Linked DNA regions of Homo sapiens: regions 1 and 2 are each linked to region 3. Evidence: chromatin loops called from intact Hi-C (ENCODE). Cell type or tissue: chondrocyte. All regions are shown on one strand.

Region 1 (2,500 bases), 240 kb before region 3:
ATAGAGTGGTCAGAAAAAGCTCCCCTGGGAAATGACACCTGAGCAGAGAAGTGGCTAAAGTGAGAAAGATCCATTTTAATTGAGTGTTCTGGTCCTGTAGTTCTAAACTGCAAAGGACCCCAAAGAGTCTTATAGGCTAACAAAGTAGCCTGCCACAATTTCACAGATGCTGGCAGGAGACAGGAAACTCTTGGGTCAAAGACAAAGGACTTGTATCACAGCGGACCTCATCACCTTCACGTTCTCCTTGTTCCACAAGTCCATAGAGAAGATGCAGAAGTGGACCCAGGTGGATGTTGCACATACAATAAGCCTATGTCACAGTGAAGAATTCCAAGTTTAGGAACCTCCCAATCTTATAAAGGGGCTGCCAGCAAAACTGTCCAATCTTTGCCCCATATGAAGACATCTTTATTATACTGGTTAGGAACAAATCTACCCTCTACACTGGAGGGAGACGGTCTTCTGTCTTTCAAGGCTTTTCACTAAACACACATCATTGAAAAGATAGTCTGGGACAAAAACTGATCTGAGATATGAAGAAATGCCCTGGAGAATAGTCTCCTAACATCAACTTTTAGCATACACCAGAATCACCTGGAGTTCGCCAATCTCCAGTGTTCCTGCTTTAGTAGGTCTAGGCCCTGTCTAAGAATTTGCATTTCAAACAAGTTCCCAGCTAATGCTGATACCACTGGTCAGGAATTTCTACTTTGAGAACTACTGTTTTGAGTCTTAAACAGATCACATTTTGTTGCACTATCGTTGATTTGCTTTCATTTGGCTGTGCTTTATAATCAGCAACCCACAATTCTAGATTACTTAGGCCTATTATTTTCTTTGATTTCATTAAATATAGTGAATAACATATCTCTTATTAGAGACAACTCTCATATCTTACAATGTGGTTGAGCTTATTGACACATATATTTCTTCCCCAAACAAACCTTTGCTAGTATCAACTTCAGATTATCCAGATGTGAAACAAAGGAGACAATTGAAATAATAGAGAAAAAAAATCCTGCTTCTGAGGGTATCATAATAATTGTAATATTAACCTTGTATCTAACGTTAGTATTGATGACATTCTGGTCTATAGCTACAAAATGCACCGATTGAAGCACAGATGATGTGTATCATTTAAAGAGTGTTGATAATTTTGTTTTTTCTCTGTCATTATTTTCTATCCCTATAACATATTCAGTTTCTTCATCTTTAAAAAGCTTTTGAAGTCAAAATTGAGTTTAAATAACCAAATAGCATTTAGACTTCTCAAATTAACACAGGCCCAGAAATCTATACCATTAATAAGGAAATTATGCTTTGTGATTACATCAGAATTGCTGCAAATCTAGCAGTGTTTTGTTACCACAGCTCTAAAATTTAACTCCTTTTTGAAATTAGTTCTGTAAGTGACCAAACAAGGACATGCAGCCAATAACCCTATGAAAAAAAACACTTACTGTTATTTAAAATAACATTTTTACATTCACAATCTATTTTCACAGAATTTGATAGAACTATGCAGTTATCCAGATTTGCCACTAGAGGGTAGGGTAGATTTGGAGGCTGCTTGTGTTTTTCCTCCTAATCCAGGGGCATTTACTCTATTTAATCAATAGATGATGCCTGTACTCATTTTACTTAGCATGTCAGCCCCTTTATTAAAAATTGTGAAAAAAAAGACTACCTAAATAAGCAAAACCCAATCAGGAATTAAATTTTAGAGAAGTTCCCAGATGGAAGATAGGAAAAGCTAACATTCTGCTAAGTACTTTATATATGGAAAAACAATTAATACCCACAAAAGTACTATAAAATTGGTAATATTATGCCAATTTTATGTTAATTATACAAATATATACATAATATAAATATATAATATTGGCACAGTGTGCCAATTTTTTATTATAACATGTAAAGTAGGGAGATGTAGAATGAATTATATGTGCAAATTCTCATGAAAAATAGTGAATTCAGGTCTTCCTGACTCAAAAATCCAAATCTGTCCAATATACCACATTAACAGATCAAATCAAGCCTTAATATAAATAAATCTCTCACATGATCCCCTGCTAAACAGTACATTTGTTACCTTTGCTATCAATCTTACTTCTTTGTTTTCTATAGTTGGAGTACGTGTGATGTGTTTTTATCATTGCTTCTAGATTTATGAACTCTGTAAATTCGGGTAACCCATGTTGCACCTCATGATATGTCCTCTACTGCATGGCAACCATCCACATGGGAGCTCTTCTTTAATTATTGGAGCTTATTATTATGTGCCTATATAATAAATGCCTTATGAGCAAATAATTTAACAACTAATTGTTTTTCTCTCTGTTGATAATCTGTTTTGTTCTTTACTGTGTCAGATTACTTTTTAAAATTATATTTAAATAGCAAATATACTTGAGATTGGCTTAATCATTACAAAATGTAGTCCCAGATCCACGGTTCTAGAAAGGCAGAGCAAGATGGAAAGCCAGAGCAAATAGAT
Region 2 (2,500 bases), 370 kb before region 3:
GGAAAGTTAGAAAGGTACCCCCAAGATCTTTATTTTAATAGTTCATTTAAAAACCTAGCATCTATAAATGTACTGGAACTTTCAGAAACTATTATACTGGATGAACAAGTGCTATAATTTTTAAATGTAAGCAAAATTATTCAGTCAAATAATGTCTTATTAATTGAAAACTTTTCTACATTGAAATAAAGTAGCATTTCCTTAATTTGTGGTTGTATTTTAGAATTTTAAAAACAATTCCATGTTCTCCTAAATTATAATTAAACATACATATGCATATCTGTTCTATATCTGCATCTATTGGCATTGTAGATCTGTGAAGCTCTATATTTCTAGATAAAGAAATTTTATTTCTGTTATTCATATATTCACATATGGATGTGATCCTTTGGTTATTAGAGTTTGCCTTCTTGAGATCTTCTCCGCTTTTATTACATCTTTGCTATCACACAGCAACTAGAAATTAAAAAATTTACAAGGATAAATTATTTAGGGAAAACAAACTCCTTTCCCCATCCTCCAATCTAGGAAAGAGAAGCTCAACATTGTGTTTTGAAAGGTTGTGATGACTGCAAATACACACACACACACACACACACACACACACATGCACACACACACATGAGAAAGTAAAGCATCTTTCTCTTGCAGGATCTTAAGGTGGATTAAACTGGTGAATCCCTGAAAATCAGAGGGTGGGGGGTGGAGATGAGTGCTATAACTAGAAGTAAAACTAGGAGGAGAGATTAGGAATTCCTGAATCTAATGTTTAAGGGTCAGGGGTTTGAGGAATTTCTGTGCATGGTAGAGAGGAAGATCAAGTACACATGGAAGAGCTATGCATAACAGTGGTTAAGAGTACAAGCTCTGGAGTCATTTTACTGAGGTTCACATCTCAGTTTCACCAAGAATTGAGACAATAATAATGCCTAGCATTACTTTGAGGATTAAGTGATATAATCTTTGTAATAAGAATATAGAGAAAGTAGCACTATTATAGAATCAGAAAGTAAATCATAAGAGGGTCACAATATGATACATGAGGTTTCTCTATTCTCCCAGCTGGGAGGAAGTTTAATAAATGTAATAAATAATTGCCAAATGAAAAAACAATTACATCTGCTTCTTCCATAAGAAGCAAAATAGAGAGAGTTGGATGACAGAAAATCCAGACCACTCTATAATGTAAAGGGAATTCTTTCACATAAGATATGATACTTATGTTAATCCTAAAGGCTACATATGATTAGAAAGAGAGAGAAAGAGAATGAGAATGAGAAGAAAAACACAGGAAGCTACAGACGTGGCTGTTCATAGTCTGTACAAATGTGAAACATGTAGTACATTCCTAATTCTGTCACTCATTAATCAAGCACTTTTTGGTAAGTTATGTAATTCTAATGGGCCTAAATTTATTTCCCTGTGATATGCAGTTTTGTGAATATTATAGTTATAGTGTTATTCTATGTTTCTGTCATTTTCACAGTCCTCTCTAGTTTAGATTCTAAGGGGAACTACAATATATATTTCACACACTAGATGGCAATATATGGCTTTGTAAGTGGATGTCTTTTTCACAGAAGCCTAAGACGTCTAATAATCAAATAAGAGCTGATTTTTCTCCAGAAAACACAGAGAGAAGGGTAGACATTAACCAATTCTTCATACTGAGGTCATGTTTTAATCCCTTTGATTTGACCCACAGATGTTAAAGGATCTTGTGGGGACATTCTAGTTTAAGTCTTTAGTGCCAGAGAGAATTATTTCATAACAATGAATTAAACACAAAATGATTTCCATGGGGGTCCAATTCTGAATTGAGTCAGCTCAATATAACATCCAAAGACCCTCATCCTCAGTCAAATATACCAAGTCAATTATTCTTAAACTTTTTCATCATAAAGAGCCTACATATGGCACAATACTCCTCCACTAAAAAAAAAGGAAAGAAGATCTATTTCTTTTCAGCATGATACATTTTTTTAAAACAGTGTCAACGTTATCTTTCTTTTTTTTTTTTTTTTTTTTTGAGAGGGAGTCTCGCTCTGTCACCAGGCTGGAGTGCAGTGGCGTGATCTTGGCTCACTGCAACCTCCGCCTCCCAGGTTCAAGCGATTCTCCTGCCTCAGCCTCCTGAGTAGCTGGGACTACAGGCGCACTCCACCACACCCAGCTAATTTTTGTATTTTTGGTAGAGATGGGTTTCATCATGTTGGCCAGGATGGTCTCGATCTCTTGACCTCGTGATCCGCCCACCTCAGACTCCCAAAGTGTTGGGATTACAGGCAGAAGCCACCGCGCCCGGCCAATATCATTTTTTATAATAAGAGTAAACTATTCTTATTTTTAAAGTTATGATTATTCAAAAAATCGTAAAGAAGAAAATGAAAATCATATCTGAGCAATAGCCAATGTTAATGTTTGTCAAATTATTTCTGATTCATGAAAAAATATATAAATACATACTTTAATCTTCTTTCCAAGTTAAAAATATTTATAA
Region 3 (2,500 bases):
GCTTCTGCTTAAGCACTATCTTCTCAGGGAGGCAGCCTCTCCTGAGCTCCTGGCTCAAGTTAGAGCCCATGGCTATAAAAGCCAGTACCCCATATAATTCTTCTTTTGAACCCCTGACAATGTACCCAACTGCTTATTTAGTGCCCATCTTCCTCACTTGGCTGCAGGTTCCATCCAGGCAGAACCTTGCCTAGTTCTATTTCCTTGACACTGCTCTCTGTCCTAGCTCATAGTGCTCTTCAGACATTACTTAAGTTGACTCTGCTCTCCCAGGAATAAACATTACTTCATACTCTGAAAAGGAAGAACCCTATCTCAGGCTGCCCCATTTTCTCTCCCTCTCTCTTTTTTTTTTTTTTTTTTGGCTGTCTCTTTCTGAATAAACTGAGCTGCGCTGCAGCAATGGCTTCTGGTTGCCTGCAAGTGTGTGTTGGTCCAGACAGCCTCCTCCCTAACTACAGTCAGACGTTCTTCTCCAAGCTGTTCTGTTAGAAATTCTTCTAAAGAGAATTTCCTAGCTACACAAATGATACCACATTAACAACAGAGGATTATTATTATTATTATTATTATTATTATTTTGAGGCGGAGTTCCACTCCTTTTTGCCCAGATTGGAGTACAATGATGCGATCTTGGCTCACTGCAACCCCTGTCCCTGGGTTTCAAGCAATTCTCCTGCCTCAGATGCCTGAGTAGCTGGGATTACAGGTGCGTGCCACCACGCTTGGCTAATTATGTATTTTTAGTAGAGATGGGGTTTCACCATGTTGGCCAGGCTGGTCTTGAACTCCTGACCTCAGGTGATCTGTCTGCCTCGGCCTCCCAAGACAACAGAGGATTATTTTTAAGTAAATAATGCCTCTTCCCACACATCTGCTCACAGTAATGGCAGCATGATGTGAATTAATGTCATTAGAAACCCATGCTGTCCTCCAGAGTTGCAAAAGCCTGTCATAGGAAAATTTTATAGTCATAGAAGGATGTTCCCCTCCTTTGAGAGTCTGGTTTGCTATTGTTAGAGGAGAGAAGAGGATTCAGAAGGCTGCCAAACCTGTATGTTGCTGGTTTTGTCTCCTCTGGAGATTGGTGTGACGCTCATGAAGGGGACTCAGCCACCTGTGCAAAGCCCAGCCCTTTATTAAGTCACTGGGCATCTCATGGAGTCAGGGGATGAATTACTGATAGATGACTGGGAGGAGGGTGCTTAGGCACTGCAGTTGAGTGGCTCACAAGGAGCTAAAATTTCACTAATGCGTATTCAGTGGGTGGTTCTGGTTTGCCTGATTTTTGCCTCTGGGCATGGCTGTTTCAGCCTGAGAGGCTGTTCCAAGAATGTTGCTTTACTAGGAGCTCATGCCGCCTGGTGGTAAATATGAAGTACAGCAGTGCAACAGACCAGTTTTACTCCAAGGAAACCCTGTAGAGATGACAGCAATGGTTGGTGATTTCTGCCTCAATTATGAAAGTGATCTGGTGGCAAGTATCTGCACACTAATCCTTAAGTTTAAATCTAGTGGCTATGAGGTGCCCCTGCATGGCAAGCATGAATTTGCAGCTGGAAGATTTCCCTCGATCATATTCCAGTGGTTCTTAAATTTTGATGTACATAAGAATCACCAGGGAAATCTGATTGAAGTTCAGGTTTCCAGCTTCAGCTCCAGAGATTCTAGCTCAGCGGGTGTTAGATGTGACCCAGGGCTCTACCCATTTAAAATGAGCTTCCGATGAGGTTGGTCCGTGTAGCCTATTCTTTGGGAAATGCTGGCCTAATGGCTAAAAACATGAATTGGAAACCAAGCACAAGAAGGAGCAAGCTGATACTTCTGCCAGCAGCATGACATTGGGCTGCTGCTAGCCTCAGTTACTCTTCTGTAAAAAGGCAGTAATGGCCAGGTGCTGTGCCTCACGCATGTAATCCCAGCACTTTAGGAGGCCAAAAAGTGGGAGGATCGTTTGAGCCCAGGAGTTCAAGACCAGCCTGGGCAACATGGCAAGATCCCATCTCTATTTTTTTTTAAAGTCAGGCAAAATTCACAGGGCTGTTGCAGGAGAAAATGGGATCCTAATATAAAGAGCTTGATTCAGGCTCTGGTCATGGCAGGCACCAGTACATCCCAGCTCTTATTATTTGTGGTATTAATCCTAATTATCTGCAAGTTACAGGGCCAGAGAAGACTAGGGGAGTTCGGGTTTTCTAGACCAAACAGACACTCAGTCCTGGGCCTGGAGGTCTCTGCAGTGAGGTGCTGCCACAGACAGAGCCACCTTAACTCCTCAGGACAACCAGTGGCTTCCGACACACACTATGCACTGGAGGGCAAGCAGCTCTCAGCTTGGGAGCAACTGAGGATGGTGAACAGCCTGGGCAAGGAGTGCTCTGAGGCTAAGACCCTGAACAGCAGGGTCAGTATTTTTTTATATCTTTGTGCCTTTCAGGCCAAATGGAAGTTGGTAGCTCTCCTATCCCATTGCATTTCTAGAGCAATCTCTGTCTCCTCA

Evidence for each region. A loop is a pair of places that touch in the nucleus more often than their neighbours do. Peaks named below come from ENCODE experiments on the same cell type or tissue, not always from the same donor. Only the 100,000 strongest peaks of a DNase experiment are listed, where the experiment ranks them.
Region 1: it touches region 3 in a loop (3-fold over the local background); 15 of 110 quality-filtered maps call a loop at or near these places.
Region 2: it touches region 3 in a loop (9-fold over the local background); 19 of 110 quality-filtered maps call a loop at or near these places.

Annotation. Positions count from the first base shown.
Region 1 is chr10:88,686,506-88,689,005 of GRCh38, forward strand. No RefSeq gene overlaps it. Among named protein-coding and RNA genes, the nearest start is that of LIPK, 18 kb to the right of the region's middle. In chondrocyte, CTCF peaks have their summits at 1,548 (motif pointing right) and 1,749; no DNase peak of the experiment used is centred here.
Region 2 is chr10:88,563,740-88,566,239 of GRCh38, forward strand. The region is part of intron 4 of RNLS (renalase, FAD dependent amine oxidase); the gene reads right to left. Among named protein-coding and RNA genes, the nearest start is that of RNLS, 18 kb to the right of the region's middle. In chondrocyte, a CTCF peak has its summit at 1,541 (motif pointing right); no DNase peak of the experiment used is centred here.
Region 3 is chr10:88,931,483-88,933,982 of GRCh38, forward strand. ACTA2-AS1 (ACTA2 antisense RNA 1) reads left to right here and starts at 1,202. Exons shown (of 5, transcript NR_125373.1): 1 at 1,202-1,477; 2 at 2,159-2,404. RefSeq lists an enhancer at 793-892. In chondrocyte, CTCF peaks have their summits at 1,375 (motif pointing left) and 1,578; no DNase peak of the experiment used is centred here.